2 separate regions of the Homo sapiens genome follow, and region 2 is linked to region 1. A link is an interaction called in ENCODE POLR2A ChIA-PET data of the cell type or tissue named here. Cell type or tissue: A673. All regions are shown on one strand.

Region 1 (8,000 bases):
TTCTGACATCCTGGTCTCTTAACCTGTTTTTTATACCTTACATCTATTTGCTTTTCCACATTGCATTCTAAGTAATTTCCCACTCACTGATTTCTCTTCAGCTGTTTACTCTCTTGTTTAACTCATCTACTTTTTCTAATTTCAGTTTTTCTCTTTTTAATGTCTAAATGTTCTCTTTTGTTTTTTTGTTTTTTTTTTTTTTGAGACGGAGTCTTGCTCTGTTGCCCAGGCTGGAGTGTAATGGCATGATCTCAGCTCACTGCAACCTCCACCTCCCCAGTTCAAGTGATTCCCCTGCCTCAGCTTCCCAAGTAGTTGAGACTACAGGCATCACCACCACACCCAGCTAATTTTTGTATTTTTAGTAGAGACGGGGGTTTCTCTATGTTGGCCAGGGTGGTCTCGAACTCCTAACCTCAAGTGATCTGCCTACCTCAGCCTCCCAAACTGCTGGGATTACAGGCTTGAGCCACCGTGCCCGGTCTCCTTTTGCTGTTTTTCAAAAAAAAAAAAAAAATCTGATCAATTTTGATTGTCTCTGACTTCCTTATCATATCCTAAATACTTTTAGTTTTTGCATATACTACAAATACTTATTTTATATTCTGCATTTCATAATTCCAACATATAAAGTCTCTGTGAGTCTGATTTCATAGGTTTTTGATGTTGATTTTCATCCACGGTGGCTTGTTTTCCTGTATTTTCATGATTTTAAAAAACTGTCAGCTCTGCCGGGCACGGTGGCTCACACCTGTAATCCCAGCACTTTGGGAAGCCAAGGCGGGCAGATCACGAGGTCAAGAGATCGAGACCATCCTGGCCAACATGGTGAAACCCCGTCTCTACTAAAAATACAAAAATTAGCTGGCATGGTGGTGCGCCTGTCGTCCCAGCTACTCGAGAGGCTGAGGCAGGAGAATCACTTGAACCCTGGAGGCAGAAGTTGCAGTGAGCTGAGATCTTGCCACTGCACTCCAGCCTGGCGACAGAACAAGACTCCATCTCAACAAAACAAAACAAAACCTGTCAGCTCATATTTCTTGAAGCTTATCTCAGGGAATTATTTGTACCTGGATCTAAAATGCATTTCTCCAGAGAGTATTTGCCCTTGCTTCTGTCTGGTGTTAATAATACAAGCACACTTTAAACTACATATTCAGTTTGGAGCTTTTTCATGCTATCTGAGCAGAGCTAATTCAAGTTCCAAACATGTATGATCATTGCTTGTCATTTCTGCCCCTAAAAATTATTTTACTTTTCCACCAGCTCAACCATACATTAAAAAATTATTTATAAAACTGTATTTTAGGCCGGGCACAATGGCTCACACCTGTAACCCCAGCACTTTGGGAGGCCAAGGTGGGCGGATCAGTTGAGGCCAAGAGTTCGAAACCAGTCTGGTCAACATGGCGAAAACCCTAGTAAAAATAGAAAAATTAGCCATACCTGGTGGTAAGCGCCTGTAATCCCAGCTACTTGGGAGGCTGAAGCAGGAGAATTGCTTGAACCAGGGAGGCGGAGGTTGCAGTGAGCTGAGATTGCGCCACTGCACTCCAGCCTAGGCGACAGAGCAAGACTATGTCTCTAAAAAATAAATAAATGCATACATAAAAATAAAACTATATTTTAGCCATTGGTAAGGTAGTTACATATGGAGGGGTTTTTCTGTGTTTTTTTGCTTACTGATCTGTTTACTAAGGCTTCAGCATCATGTAGATCCAATGACTGAAGTTTATAATATATTAAATACATATCTATCATCTATTATATCTTATATTGGAAGAGCTGGAAAGGCATACTCCCTTTCATTGGTCTAGAGTGTCTTGGCTCTTTTCAGACATTTATTGTGTCATACGTTTTAGAATTAGCTGTCAACACAAGCCATAAAGAACAAAATCACATACTTTGCAGCAACATGGCTGCAGCTGGAGGCCATTATCCTAGGCGAATTAATGCAGGAACAGAAAATCAAATACTGTACTTCTCACTTGTAAGTGGGAACTAAACATTGGATACTCATGGGCATGAAGATGGCAAAAATAGACACTGGGAATACTAGAAGTGGGGAAGGGTTGAAAATCTAATTATTGGGTACTATTTTCACTACCTGGGTGAAGGGATCAATCGCACCCCAACCCCACCATCATTATATATATTCATGTAACAAAACTGTACATGTACCCTCTGAATCTAAAATAAATGTTAAAATTTTTTTAATTAGCTGTCAAATTTTTAAAAAATAACTATAGGGTATTGACTAGCATTGTGTTACTATATACGTGTGCACACGCACAGTTTGGGAAGAACTGAATTATTTACAACTTTTAGTCTTCCCATCTGCACATTTCTCGCTAATATTCTTGTTTTTTTTTCTAATTGACAAACATTTTTCCCCCATTACAGTTTCTAACTAGTTATTTGGTGATTACTAGTTCTTGTGAAACAGGTATGTTTCCATATCCTCCTTGTACAAATGGCTTAATAGTGCTTAAGGAGTTTATTGTCAAGACATGGAAGACTGCTAAAGACAAGCAAAATAGAATCATTTCTGCCCCTCAGCTTAGGCAGCCCTTGAGGAGGAAATGCCAATTGCTCCCTTTAATGTTTGGAAAGAGAAATGTGATTATTGTAGCTCTTAAGGCAGACAACTAAAAAATCTTGTTGAAATGGATTTCTTCTAGGAATTCAGGGCCTCTCTTCAGACTCTACAAGTCATATGCTCTATTAAAGCATAGTTTCCACGATAACTACTTGCTGGCATAAAGGCCACGAACAGTTCTTACTTTCTGGGGTCATTCTTCAAATTAACAACAAAGTCCACCCCATCCCTTACCCCTACCCCTAGGTATGATAATTTCATCTCCACGAAAACATATTACTGCTAAACCCAAGCGGTTCAGCATGCCACTTTTCGGATCTGATGTCAATTTACAATCCTTCAAAGCTCAAAAGCTACTTTTTCCTTTTGTCAGCAAGACACTTCCACCCTCGTGTGTCTTGTACATACTGATAGGTCACAGCAAACATTCATTGAATTTTAACTGGGAGCATTTTGGATGGAAATCAAGAGACCTGGGATTAACTGTAAAACCCATGATAAATTATACCAAACGAATGAACAAGAAGCAAGCACTACGTGTTTTTCCCTTTGAGACAGTCTCACTGTTACCCAGGCTGGAGTGCAGTGGCTCGATCTCGACTCACTGCAACTTCCGCCTCTCAAGGTAAAGCGATGCTCCTGCCTCAGCCTCCCGAGTGGCTGGGAGTACAGACGCGCACCACCACGCGGGCCATTTTTTTTAAAATTGTTTGTAGAGACGGGTTCTCCCTATGCCTACGCTGCCAAGGGTGGTCTCGAACTCCTGGGCTCAAGAGATTCTCCGGCCTCGGCCTCCCAAAGTGCTGGGATTACAGGCGTGGGCGTGTAAGCATATATATACATGATTTTTTTTTCCCGAGGACCTGGTCCCCGAAGCACCAATTTCCCTCAACAGTCATTTAGAAAACGAGGCTCACAGACAAAACACAAACAAATAACTTTTTCGCTGGAGGATTATAACTGCAATAAAAGGAGATCCCAAAGCAACCTGAGACACTGCCTTGCCCTGATTGGAAAGGGGATTCCGGTGATTAGTGAAAGATGACTCCTGCATCCCTCGCGTGCGTCCGTATCCGGGAGCAGCCACTAGGTAACTGTAGAGGCCACTGCAATTAATCGGCTTGAACAGCCAGGAGCGGAAACCCGAGAGTCAGTTCAACCACAGCCACCCGCGTGTGCCCGCGGAAAGCCGATGGCCTACTCTCGTCCGGCAGCGCACTGGTTTCCTGGGTTACCGGCCTCAGCGCTCCTCCCGCTTTCTTTTCCGGGAGGCGACAATCTGACGCTCTCAGCGCGTGACGCAGCACGCTTTGATATAAATGCAGACCGCGCGGCCGTAGCTTCCTCTCTGCTCTCGCGGCCGACTCGCAAGATGGCGCCGGTGAGTGAGCGATGTCTTGGTGGGAGTGTTGTGTGGCAATTTAATGATTTCCGCTGTAACGATTTTTGCATCTGTCGAGTGGAGACGTCTCAGTCAAGATAAAGGGAGGGGAGTAGTGAAGTCTGGGTCAGAAACACAACCAAGACGCGAGGATCCTGAACTGTTTTTCGAGACTCCCTGGCAGCTGCCATGAGGTCTAGTGGAGTTGGAGCTGGGCCCGGAATTGGTTTAGGATGGGTGGTTTTGGACACGCGGGAAAGAGGGAGGCACAACTGTAAATGGGCCGGTGGTACTGCAATCTGAGCCATTTCTTTACTATCTCGCGCCTGATAATGCTTTTGCCACTCAGCACTGGGTAGGGGAATGGTGGGTAATCGGGCCGGTCTGACGACCTTTGCCAGGCCAGAGGGAGCTCCTAGGCGCTCAGCTCCCGCGATGGCCGACATCACAAGTTTTTGAGAACTTTCAGTTGGGGAAGAAGTTTCTCGGTGAAGTAATTTTTAGAAAAGTATAAGTCTAGATTCCAGCAATGTGAAATAAACGTGCTTCAGATGTTTTACTTAAGTCATTAGTAAGGGAACCAGTAAGATGTTAAAATGTTCCTAAGAATATCTGAAAAGCTAGATATACATGCGCAATTTACAAATAAAGTTAGGATAAAATTGCTGGGCTAGCTACAAAACTGGGTAATGCCCAGCATGGCCATAAACCCTATAGGGTTATCTGTTCCATTAGACAGAAGTTGTTTGTGTCTCCCAAATTAACTTCTGCGCCAACTGGGTAATTATCTTTTGGCACATGTTACCATGCTACCTGAGAAAGCAAACTAATGTGTAATACTTGGTAGCCACTTGGGTGAATCTAAATTGGAGGTTATAGTCTGATAAATACAGATTTGTTTGTTCATATTGCAGTGAATGTACATGGTTGCTGGCCACAGTAACATTTTGCTTATGTAGCCATATTATATGGTCTTGGTATAAAAGGTTTGGATATGGAAAATTTAAGTTCCACGGTGTTGGTTTTTAGGTTTTTTTTTTTTTTTGAGACAGAGTCTGTTGCCCAGGTGGGAGTATAGTGGCATGATCAGGCTCACTACAACCTCCGCCTCCCGGGTTCAAGCAATCCTCCCGACTCAGCCTCCTGAATAGCTAGGATTATAAGCATGCACCACCACACCTGGCTAATTTTTGTATTTTTACTAGAGATGGGGTTTCACCATGTTGGCCAGGCTGGCCTTGAACTCCTGACCTCACGTGATCCTCCTGCCTCAGCCTCCCAAAGTGCTGGGACGGCACCTTGCCTTTTTTATTTTTATTTTTTCTTTTTCTTTTCTTTTCTTTTTTTTTTTTTTTACCAAAGTCCCCTTCCCTTGCCTATAATAACGTAAGAATTGAATTTTCTAGACATAGGTGGGTGGAATCCTAGCTCTGGCACTTACCTGAGCTTGGGCTAGGCAGTATACTAACCTATTCCCATCTGCAGTGGGGTGGCAGAAAAGCACGATAATTTAAAATTGATCATTGGTAGTATAGAAAACAATGAAAGTCCGTAACTTTTTGACAACTTGAACATATTAGGACTTGGTTAGAGGTTCAAATCAACCCCGGCGTGGGTAGTGGTGGTGTTTTTTTATTTATTGTTACATTTCTGTATATGTAACCTAACAGTACATTGTACAGATTGCATTGGTACAAACTTTAAAATTGTTTATATAAATTGAATAAGTTGTTTTATATAGCTACATAATTATTTCTCATTTATGTAGCAGAAAGACAGGAAGCCCAAGAGGTCAACCTGGAGGTTTAATTTGGACCTTACTCATCCAGTAGAAGATGGAATTTTTGATTCTGGAAATTTTGTAAGTATCATTCTACTCGGCTTATTTTTGTAATCAGAGTTATTGATAATGGTTTAAATATATAGTATTTGATAATAACCTAAGCTCTATTCCTAGGGTACCTTCCCTAGTGAATATCTAGGGTTCTCTTCCCTAGTTTTGCATTTTTTCTGTTTTAAAATAGGAGCAATTTCTACGGGAGAAGGTTAAAGTCAATGGCAAAACTGGAAATCTCGGGAATGTTGTTCACATTGAACGCTTCAAGAATAAAATCACAGTTGTTTCTGAGAAACAGTTCTCTAAAAGGTTGGTACTTTTGCAAATTTTAATAAAACTATAGTAGTTTTGGAATATTTCATAGAATATGTAGTTATTACATGTATTCTGTTTATATGCAAGAATAAATATGAACTTTAGACTAAAGGCCTACATAAATGGGAAATTCAGTAAATGAGTGCCAATTGCTGAGTCTAGTTGTAAGTGTCATTTATTGCTAGAATATGAGCCAGTTGTGTCCACAGTCCCAGTCCAGTAAATTATAGGCCCTGTAAATCCAAATTGTATATAACCTTTAATGCTGAGTACTTTAGTATTTGAGTATGTTGCAAGAAACATGTCTGATGTGTACATAGGAGAATTGTCTCAAGTTATTTATTCAGTAGAGGTAGCCAGTTAAAGTCAAAGTCTTAACATCTTGCTGCCAGTTTTTATTTGTTGAATTTATTCACCAAATATTAAATACTACATGGGCAGCACAGGACTGGGTAACCCAACAGTGAACCAAGCAGGCAGTTTACCCACCACCAAGAAACTTCTAGTGGAGAAGAGAGAGTGAAATGGAATTAATCAAGCAGTGATAAGTGCTGTAAGGGCATAAAACTAGTTGCAGAGTTTTTGGGTACGTTGGTAAGTTGGTCAGGAAATGAAATGCAGAAGTGAGCCTTGCAGTTGTTACAGGCAGGATGAACCAGAAGCCTGGCAGATTAAAGTAATAGTAACAAAGCCAGTGTGTCTGGGGTATAGTGTTCTGGGAGGAATGCATGAGATTGGAGGGTGTCTGGGGAGCAGATCTTGAAAGCCATGGGATGTGTAATGGGAAGCAATTGTTTATTGTGGCTGAAAAAGACTAGGGTGATACATCTGGTGGAAACTGAAGATGTAAGAGCTAATTTCAGTGAGAGACAATGATGGCTTGGACTAAAGTGGTTGCAGTACATGTTAACTGAGATTATAATCACTAAGGATTCAGAGATAAAAATGTAGTAGCTGTAGTAGCTGTAAATCAAGTATCTTACAGATAATCAGATAATTATTGTAAAATACAACTCTAGTTACATTAGATGTAGAGAGAGCCCAAGAATTTTCAGAGAAGTTGAGACTTAATGAGCATAGTATGGGTTTAACCCTATTATTAATAGGTTGCCTGTTGAGCCGGGGTGGGATTGGGAGCTAGGGGGCTTGATAGTGGTGAAGGAGGTGTTAACGTTTTCACATATATATACACAGATAATATATTTGAAGAGTGAAATCATATTGCTTAAATAATTTGGCTGTAGCAGTTTGACAAGAGAATGCTACCCTAACAATCTTGAACAATATATAGTGTGGCAGTATGACAAGAGGATGCTACCCTAACAGTCTTACACAATACATCCTGTGAATGGAAGGATGAAATATTTTGGAGGAAGCTAGGTACAGAAAAGATGAATATGATGATGTATATTTTTCGTATAGTAAACCTTTACATAGTAGGAATTGTATTTCTTAATGAAATTTATGTTTTTATTTTAAAAGGTATTTGAAATACCTTACCAAGAAATACCTTAAGAAGAACAATCTTCGTGATTGGCTTCGAGTGGTTGCATCTGACAAGGAGACCTACGAACTTCGTTACTTCCAGATTAGTCAAGATGAAGATGAATCAGAGTCGGAGGACTAGGCAAAGGCTCCCCTTACAGGGCTTTGCTTATTAATAAAATAAATGAAGTATACATGAGAAATACCAAGAAATTGGCTTTTAGTTTATCAGTGAATAAAAAATATTATACTCTTGAACTTTTGTCTCATTTTTTTGAGTATGCTGTTTATATGATTTTGATTTCCCTCTGATAACTATCAACAGTATTTAAATAGCTTATAGCTGGTATAATTTTTTCCCACGATTTCCAAAATCTTTTATG
Region 2 (8,000 bases), 660 kb after region 1:
AGATGGGGTCTCACTATGATGCTTAGGCTGGAGTGCAGTGGCTAGTCACAGATGCACTCATAGCACACTACAGTCTTGAACTTCTTGACTCAAGCAATCCTCCCACCACAGCCTCCTGAGTAGTGGGGACTACAGGTGCATTCCACCATACCTAGCTAACATTTTTTGTTTTAAAGTCTATCTTTTCTGATAGTAATATAGACATTGCAACTCCCTTAAGATTGCTGTTTAGATGGCATATCTTTTTTTTTTTTTTTTTTTGAGATGGAGTCTCATTCTGTTGCCCAGGCTGGAGTGCAATGGCATGATCTCGGCTCACTGCAACCTCCACCTCCTGGGTTCATGCGATTCTCCTGCCTTAGCCTCCTGAGTAGCTAGGATTACAGGCACGCACCACCATGCCTGGTTAATTTTTGTATATGTAGTAGAGCCGGGGTTTCGCCATGTTGGCCAGGGTGGTCTCAAACTCCTGACCTCAGGTGATGCACCTGCCTTAGCCTCTCAAAGTGCTGGGATTACACATGTGAGCCACTGCACCCAGACGGTATATCTTTAAAAAAATTTTTTTAACTTACCATCTGTTTGCGTCTTTAAATCTAAAGTGTATATCCTGTATATATAATATCACATAGTTGGAACTTGTTTTGTTATCCAGTCTGACAATCTCCATCTTTGATTAAGTTATTTAATTTGGCCAAGTGTGGTGGTTCATGCCTGTAATCCCAGCACTTTGGGAGGTTGAGGCGGGTGGATCATTTCAGGTCAGGAGTTCAAGACCAGCCTGGCCAACATGGAGAAACCCCGTCTCTACTAAAAATACAAAGATTAGTCGGGCGTGGTGGCATATGCCTGTAATCCCAGCTACTCGGGAGGCTGAGGCAAGAGAATCACTTGAACCTGGGAGGCAGAGTTTGCGGCGAGCCGAGATCACGCCACTGCACTCCGGTCTGGGCGACCGAGTGAGACCCTGTCTCAAAAAAACAAATAAACAAACAAACAAAAAAAGTTATTTGGCTGAGTGCAGTGGCTCACACCTGTAATCCCAGCACTTTGGGAGGCCAAGGCGGGGGGGATCACCTGAGGTCAGGAGTTCGAGACCAGCTTGGCCAATATGGTGAAACCCCTCTACTAAAAATACAAAAATCAGCCTGGTGTGGTGGCAGCCACCTGTAATCCCAGCTACTCAGGAGGCTGAGGCAGGAGAATCACTTGAACCTGGGAGGCAGAGGTTGCAGTGAGCCGAGACTGCACCATTGCATTCCAGCCTGGGCGATAAGAGCGAAACTCCATCTTAAAAAAAAAAAAGTTATTTAATTCATTTAATTTTTATGTTATTTATGTGACTGGAATTTCATCTACCATTTTACTCTTTGTTTTCTATGTCTCATGTGTTTTTTGTTCCTCTGTTACTCTGTACTGCTTCCCTTTGCATTAAGTGAATATTTTCTGGTGGATGATTTTAATACCTTCAATGACTTTCTGAATATACATATTTTGAGTTATTTTCTTAGTAACTGCTCTAGGGCTTAGATTATACTTTTTTTTTTTTTTTTTTTTTTTTTTTTTTTTAGACAGAGTCTTGCTCTGTTGCCCAGGCTGGAGTGCAGTGGCACGATCTCGGCTCACTGCAACTTCCACCTCCCAGGTTCATGCCATTCTCCTGCTTCAGCCTCCCGAGTAGCTGGGACTACAGGTGCCCACCACCACGCCCGGCTAATTTTTTGTATTTTTTAGTAGAGATTGGGTTTCACTGTGTTAGCCAGGATGGTCTCGATCTCCTGACCTCGTGATCCGCCCACCTAGCCTCCCGAGGTGCTGGGATTACAGGCGCGAGCCACCGCGCCGGCCCTAGATTATACTTTTTAAACGTATCAGGATCTACCTCAAATGTATGCTAATTAATCCCAATGAGATATAGAAACATTACTTCTATATAATTATTCCTCCCTCCCATATTGCTAATATTTTTGTAATATATATTACATATGTATGTTACAAACCAGTTGTTATAATTATTTATGTAATTTTATGTATTTGAAAGAAGCTAAGACAAGACAAGAAAGCAAGCATATATTTATAAAGCCTGTTATGTTAACCTTTTTATTCACCATTTCCAGTTCTCTTCATTTCTTTTTGTAGATTGGTTACCATCTGGTATTATTTCCTTACTTCAGTACAGCTTTATTCCTACCTACCTTCTCTGTGAAGTTATTGTCAAATATATCACATACCTATATGTTACAGATCCAAAAATACAATTATATTCATACAATTGAATGAGTTAAGGAAAGAAAGGAGAAAAAATATGTAATTATACACACTCTTATAATTATTTACATAATTACTTTTATCATTTTTTTTTCTTTTTCCATGTAGATTTGATTTACCATCTGGGATAACTTGCTTTCAGCTTGGAGAACTTCCTTTCATGTTCTTATAAGGCGTTTCGGCTCACAGCAAGTTCTCTCAGTTGTTGCTTATCTGGAGATGTCTTAATTTCATCTCCATTTTAAAAATATAGTTTTGCTGGGCTGGGCATGGTGGCTCATGCCTGTAATCGTAGCACTCTGAGAGGCCGAGGTGGGTGAATTGCCTGAGCTCAGGAGTTCAAGACTAGCCTGGGCAACACAGTGAAAGCCCGTCTCTACTTAAAAAAAAAAAAATACAAAAAATTAGCCAGGCGTGGCGACGTGCACCTGTAGTCCCAGCTACTCAGGAGGCTGAGGCAGGAGAATCGCTTGAACCCAGGAGGTGGAGCTTGCAGTGAGCTGAGATCGCACCACTGCACTCCAGCCTGGGTGACAGAGCAAGACTCCATCTCTAAAAAAATAAATAAATAAAAAATAAAAATAAATAAAAAGATAGTTTTGCTGAATACAAGATTCTTGGTCATGTTTTTTTCTTTCAGCACTTTGAAATATGTCATACCACTGCTTTCCGGCCTCCAATGTTTCTGATGAGAAGTCAGCTATTAATCTTATTAGGGTTCCCTTGTACATGAGCCATGTTTCTCTTGCTGACTTCAAGATTCTCTTTGTTTTTCAACATTTTGCTCTTGAAATGTCTGTGTTTATATGTCTTTGCATTTATCCTACTTAAGTGTTTGCTGAGTTCCTTAGATGTTGGTTTACATTAAACTTTTTCATCAAATTTGGGAAGTTTTCAGCTATCATTTCTTCAGATATTTTTTGTTTCTTTTTCTCTTCTATCCTTCTGGTATCCCTTTATGCATATGTTGGTGCACATAATGGTGTCCCACATTTCCTTGATGTACTGTTCATTTTTTTCCTCCTTTTTCCCTCTCTGTTCTTCAGAATATATTCACTGATTATGTCTTCTGCTAGTTCAAATCTCATATTGAGCCCCTATAGTGAATTTTTTTTTTTGATACAGAGTTTTGCTCTTGTCACCTAGGCTGGAGTGCAGTGGCACAATCTCGGCTCACTGCAACCTCCTCCTCCTGGGTTCAGGCGATTCTCCTGCCTCAGCCTCCCAAGTAGCTGGAATTACAGGCGTCTGCCACCACGTCCAGCTAATTTTTGTATGTTTAGTAGAAACAGGGTTTCACCATGTTGTCCAGGCTGGTCTCGAACTCCTGACCTCAGGTGGTCCACCAGCCTTGGCCTCCCAAAGTGTTGGGATTACAGGCATGAGCCACCACACACAGCCAAATTTTTTATTTCCGTACTTTTCAACTCTAGATTTTATATTTGTTTTTTGTTTTAAACTTTCTCTTTATCAATATTCTCCATTTGATAAAACATTTTCATCATACCTTTCTTTAATTTTTATTTATTTATTTAAGATGGAGTCTTGCTCTGTTGCCCAGGCTGGAGTGCAGTGATGTGATCTCAGCTCACTGCAACCTCTGTCTCCGGAGTTCAAGTGATTCTCCTGCCTCAGCCTCCCGAGTAGCTGGGATCACAGGTGCCCACCACCCCGCCTGACTAATTTTTGTATGTTTTAGTAGAGACGGGGTTTCACCATCTTGGCCAGGCTGGTCTCAAACTCTTGACCTCATGATCCACCCGCATTGACCTTCCAAAGTGCTAGGATTACAGGTGTGAGCCACCATGCCCAGCCCCTTTCTTTAATTTTTAAGGCATAGTTTTCTTTAGTTCTTTGAATGTATTTATAATAACTACTTTGAAGTCCTTATCTGCTAGACCCAATATCTGTGTCCTCTCAAGGCAGTTTCTGTGTGAATGGGTCACACTTTCCTGTTTCTTTGTATGTCTTGTAATTTTTTTGTTGTACACTGTACATTTCCATTGCAGTAACTCTGGATACTGACCCCTGTCTCCAGGGCTTGTTGTCTTTGTTGTTGTTTGCTTGTTTATTTGTTTAGTGACTTGGCTAGACTAGTTCAGCAGAGTCTATGTCCCTCACAGTGTGCAGCCTCTGATGGTGCTCCTCAGAAAAGTGCAGTTTTGCAATGCACACTGTTATCCTGACTCTCTCCTCCTCCTTCCTCAGGGATGACAGTTTTTTTTTTTTTTTTTTTTGATGGAGTCTTGCTCTTTCGCCCAGGCTGGATGGAGTGCAGTGGCGTGATCTTGGCTTACTGCAAGCTCCATCTCCCAGGTTCACGCCATTCTCTTGCCTCAGCCTCCTGAGTAGCTGGGACTACAGGCGCCCGCCGCCACACCCGGCTAATTTTTTGTATTTTTAGTAGAGACGGGGTTTCACCGTGTTAACCAGGATGGTCTCGATCTTCTGACCTCGTGATCCACCCGCCTCAGCCTCCCAAAGTGCTGGGATTACAGGCGTGAGCCACCGCGCTCCACCAACAGTGGTTTTAACCAGGTTCTCTTTGACTTTTTTCCTCATCTCCCTGTCAAGTTTTTGGATGGTTTATCTTTGTTAATATCACTCCCAGCTGTTAGCCTCTACTAATTACTAGCTGATTGCTCCAGTGGTTTTGACATTGTCCTGTGGCATAAATTACTCCACAGACTGATCCAACAGTCATTGTTTATTTATAATTTTCACAAGTTATGATTATTTTACTGGGGAAAATGTCTAGTGAGTTCATCATGTCTTCATTCTGGAAGTGCTCTGACATTAATTTTTAAAGTCAATATGATATAGTTAAAATAGATACAAGGCAGAAAGAATTATGCATACAAGATGATCAGGGCACAGAAATTATGTCATTTTTGGTAACAAAATACTGGAAACTCTTGAGCCATCTCTTTAGCTTAAAGAAAACAGGATTGAGTAAAAGGGTATAAAAGGAACCTTGCAGGCCGGGTGCGGTGGCTCACGCCTGTAATCCCAGCACTTTGGGAGCCCAAGGCAGGTGGATCAAGAGGTCAGAAGATCAAGACCATCCTGGCTAACACGGTGAAACCCTGCCTCTACTAAAAATACAAAAAATTAGTTGGGCATGGTGGCGGGCGCCTGTAGTCCCAGCTACTTGGGAGGCTGAGGCAAGAGAATGGCGAACCCGGGAGGCGGAGCTTGCAGTGAGCCTAGATTGCGCCACTGCACTCCAGCCTGGGCGACAGAGCGAGACTCCGTCTCAAAACAATAAAAAAAAAAAAAAAAGGAAACTTGCATAAGATTAATCATATCTTCAGGAAATTTGGTTTCCTTTCTACAAATTCAGCTGTTTTACCAAGAAAATAGCTAATCAGAATAGGTAGACCTGTATATTCAGTCTTAATTAGCTTTACCAGTATACCAGGCAGCAAGGATCAAATATAAAAATGTGTTTGCTATGTTCCTTATATCATCTTTAAAATTTGATGACTGTTTCTTAACTGAGAATCAAATGATATAAAATGGGAAGCCAATGGTAGACATTGTGAACAAGCCTCACAGCCCATTTTATTTCTGCTGTACTTAAAATGGTGCTTACTTAAACCCTCAACTTCACAGAAGCCTGTCACCCTTAACCCAGCATTTTTCAGCGGTTACACAGAGCATGTGATAATGTCATAAAAAGGAGAGAAAAGTATTTAACTAGAAGTCTTCATTATTTGAAGTGATTTTGTGATCTTGTGGAGATAAGCATTGGGCGCTTGGCTAAATTATTCTTGCCGTTGCTCACTGTGATACCTTTAATAGGAGAAAACTCATTTATTGATGTTCATTAATCCCATAGGCTTAAGAGATTTTAAATATTTTGGCCAAGATTCTCATTTTATAGTCATCAGAGTGGTTGTCCTAATGTGGAGCAAAGAAATAACCTAGTTGGAGAATGGTGAATGAGAAAAGAAGCAATAGACACAGGTCCTGTGTGATTTATTTTTATTTATTTATTTATTTATTTATTTTTAGACAGAATCTCACTGTGTCACCCAGGCTGGTGTGCAGTGGCGCCATCTCAGCTCACTGCAACCTCCGCCTCCTGGGTTCAAGCGTTTCCCCTGACTCAGCCTCCTGAGTAACTGGGATTACAGGTGCCCGCCACCATGCCTGGCTAATTTTGATATTTTTAGTAGAGATGGGGTTTCACCATGTTGGCCAGGCTGGTCTTGAACAGCTGACCTCAAGTGATCCACCTGCCTCGGCCTCCCAAAGTGCTGGGATTAGAGGCACGAGCTAGGGAGCCCGGCCAGTGATCATTTGTTTTTGTATTGTTTTGTTTTTGAGATGGAGTTTTGCTGTTGTTGCCCAGGCTGGAGTGCAATGGTGTGATCTCGACTCACCGCAACCTCCGCCTCCTGGGTTCAAGTGATTCTTCTGCCTCAGCCTCCCAAGTAGCTGGGATTACAGGCATGCACCACAGTGCCTGGCTAATTTGTATTTTTAGTAGAGACAGGGTTTCTCCTTGTTGGTCACGCTGGTCTTGAACTCCCGACCTCAGGTGATCTGCCTGCCTCAGCCTCCCAAAGTACCGGGATTACAGGCATTAGCCACTGTGCCCGGCCAATCATGTCTTAATGCAATCATGCATTGCTTAATAACAGGAATATGTTCTGAGAAACTTGTCGTTAGGTGATTTCATCATCTGGTGAATATTGTGCGTAGAGTGTACTTACAGAAACCTAGATAGTACATCCTCCTGTACACCTAGACTAAATGATATAGCCTATTGCTTTTAGGTTACATATCTATACAGTATGTTACTATAGTGAATGCTGTATGCAACTGTAAGACAATGGCAAATATTTTTGTATATCTAAACATACCTAAACATTAAAAAGGTAATTCATTGCACTATAATGTTAGGATGACTATGGCATCACTAGGCAACAGGAATTTTCAGCTATGGGACCACTGACCTGTATGCAGTCCATCACTGACCAAAACATCATTATAAAGCATATGACTGTATCATATTAACTGTTTAACTTAAGCTTCAGGGCAGAAGCTGTGCCCAGAAATGACCAAAACTTCTTATTGGAGTTTTGACAGCTGAGGTTCATGAGAGAATTTCGCTTTTTTTCTCTTAATTAATCTCACTGAGTTAGCATAGACAGCAAACAAACACATGTCCCCATGACTTCTTTGCCTCCTTTTTTCCCTTATTCTATCCCCTTCACCAGTCCACTGATGTTGCCAACTTTATCTGTAAGCCATCTCTGAGTACTCCCTTCAGTCCTTTTTTACATTATAGGGAGTACTTTTTTACATTATAGGGGAGTACTTTTTATGGACTTTTTTACATTATAGTTACTCAATCTCACTCACACTACAGATGATGACATATAGCAGTTTGAACCTTATCTGTTTTGCCTTTGAAATGTAATTGTTTTACTTCGAATTTATTTATTTATTTATTTATTTTTGAGACGGAGTCTTGCTCTGTTGCCCAGGCTGGAGTGCAGTGGCACCATCTCGGCTCCCTGCAACCTCCGTCTCCCAGGTTCAAGTGATTCTCCTGCCTCACCTCCTGAGTAACTGGAACTACAGGCACAGCATCCCCACGCTTTGCTAAGTTTCGTATTTTTATTAGAGATGGGGTTTCAGCATGTTGGCCAGGCTGGTCTCAAACTTCTGACCTCAGGTGATCCACCTGGCCTCGGCCTCACAAAGTGCTGGGATTACAG

The links. ChIA-PET counts read pairs that join two places held together with the same protein. Peaks named below come from ENCODE experiments on the same cell type or tissue, not always from the same donor. Only the 100,000 strongest peaks of a DNase experiment are listed, where the experiment ranks them.
Region 2: POLR2A ChIA-PET joins it to region 1 with 12 read pairs; 5 of 35 experiments call an interaction of 5 or more read pairs at or near these places.

What each region holds. Positions count from the first base shown.
Region 1 is chr3:170,866,139-170,874,138 of GRCh38, reverse strand. It overlaps RPL22L1 (ribosomal protein L22 like 1), which reads left to right and starts at 3,944. Exons shown (of 4, transcript NM_001099645.2): 1 at 3,944-3,980; 2 at 5,749-5,841; 3 at 6,005-6,126; 4 at 7,615-8,000. The coding sequence starts at 3,972. The coding sequence ends at 7,759. RefSeq lists enhancers at 2,780-3,505, 3,506-4,232, 4,402-4,451. In A673, a CTCF peak has its summit at 3,957; a DNase peak (open chromatin) is centred at 3,898; H3K4me3 peaks cover 3,812 bases; H3K27ac peaks cover 2,698 bases.
Region 2 is chr3:170,206,850-170,214,849 of GRCh38, reverse strand. No RefSeq gene overlaps it. Among named protein-coding and RNA genes, the nearest start is that of PRKCI, 12 kb to the left of the region's middle. In A673, no CTCF peak of the experiment used is centred here; no DNase peak of the experiment used is centred here.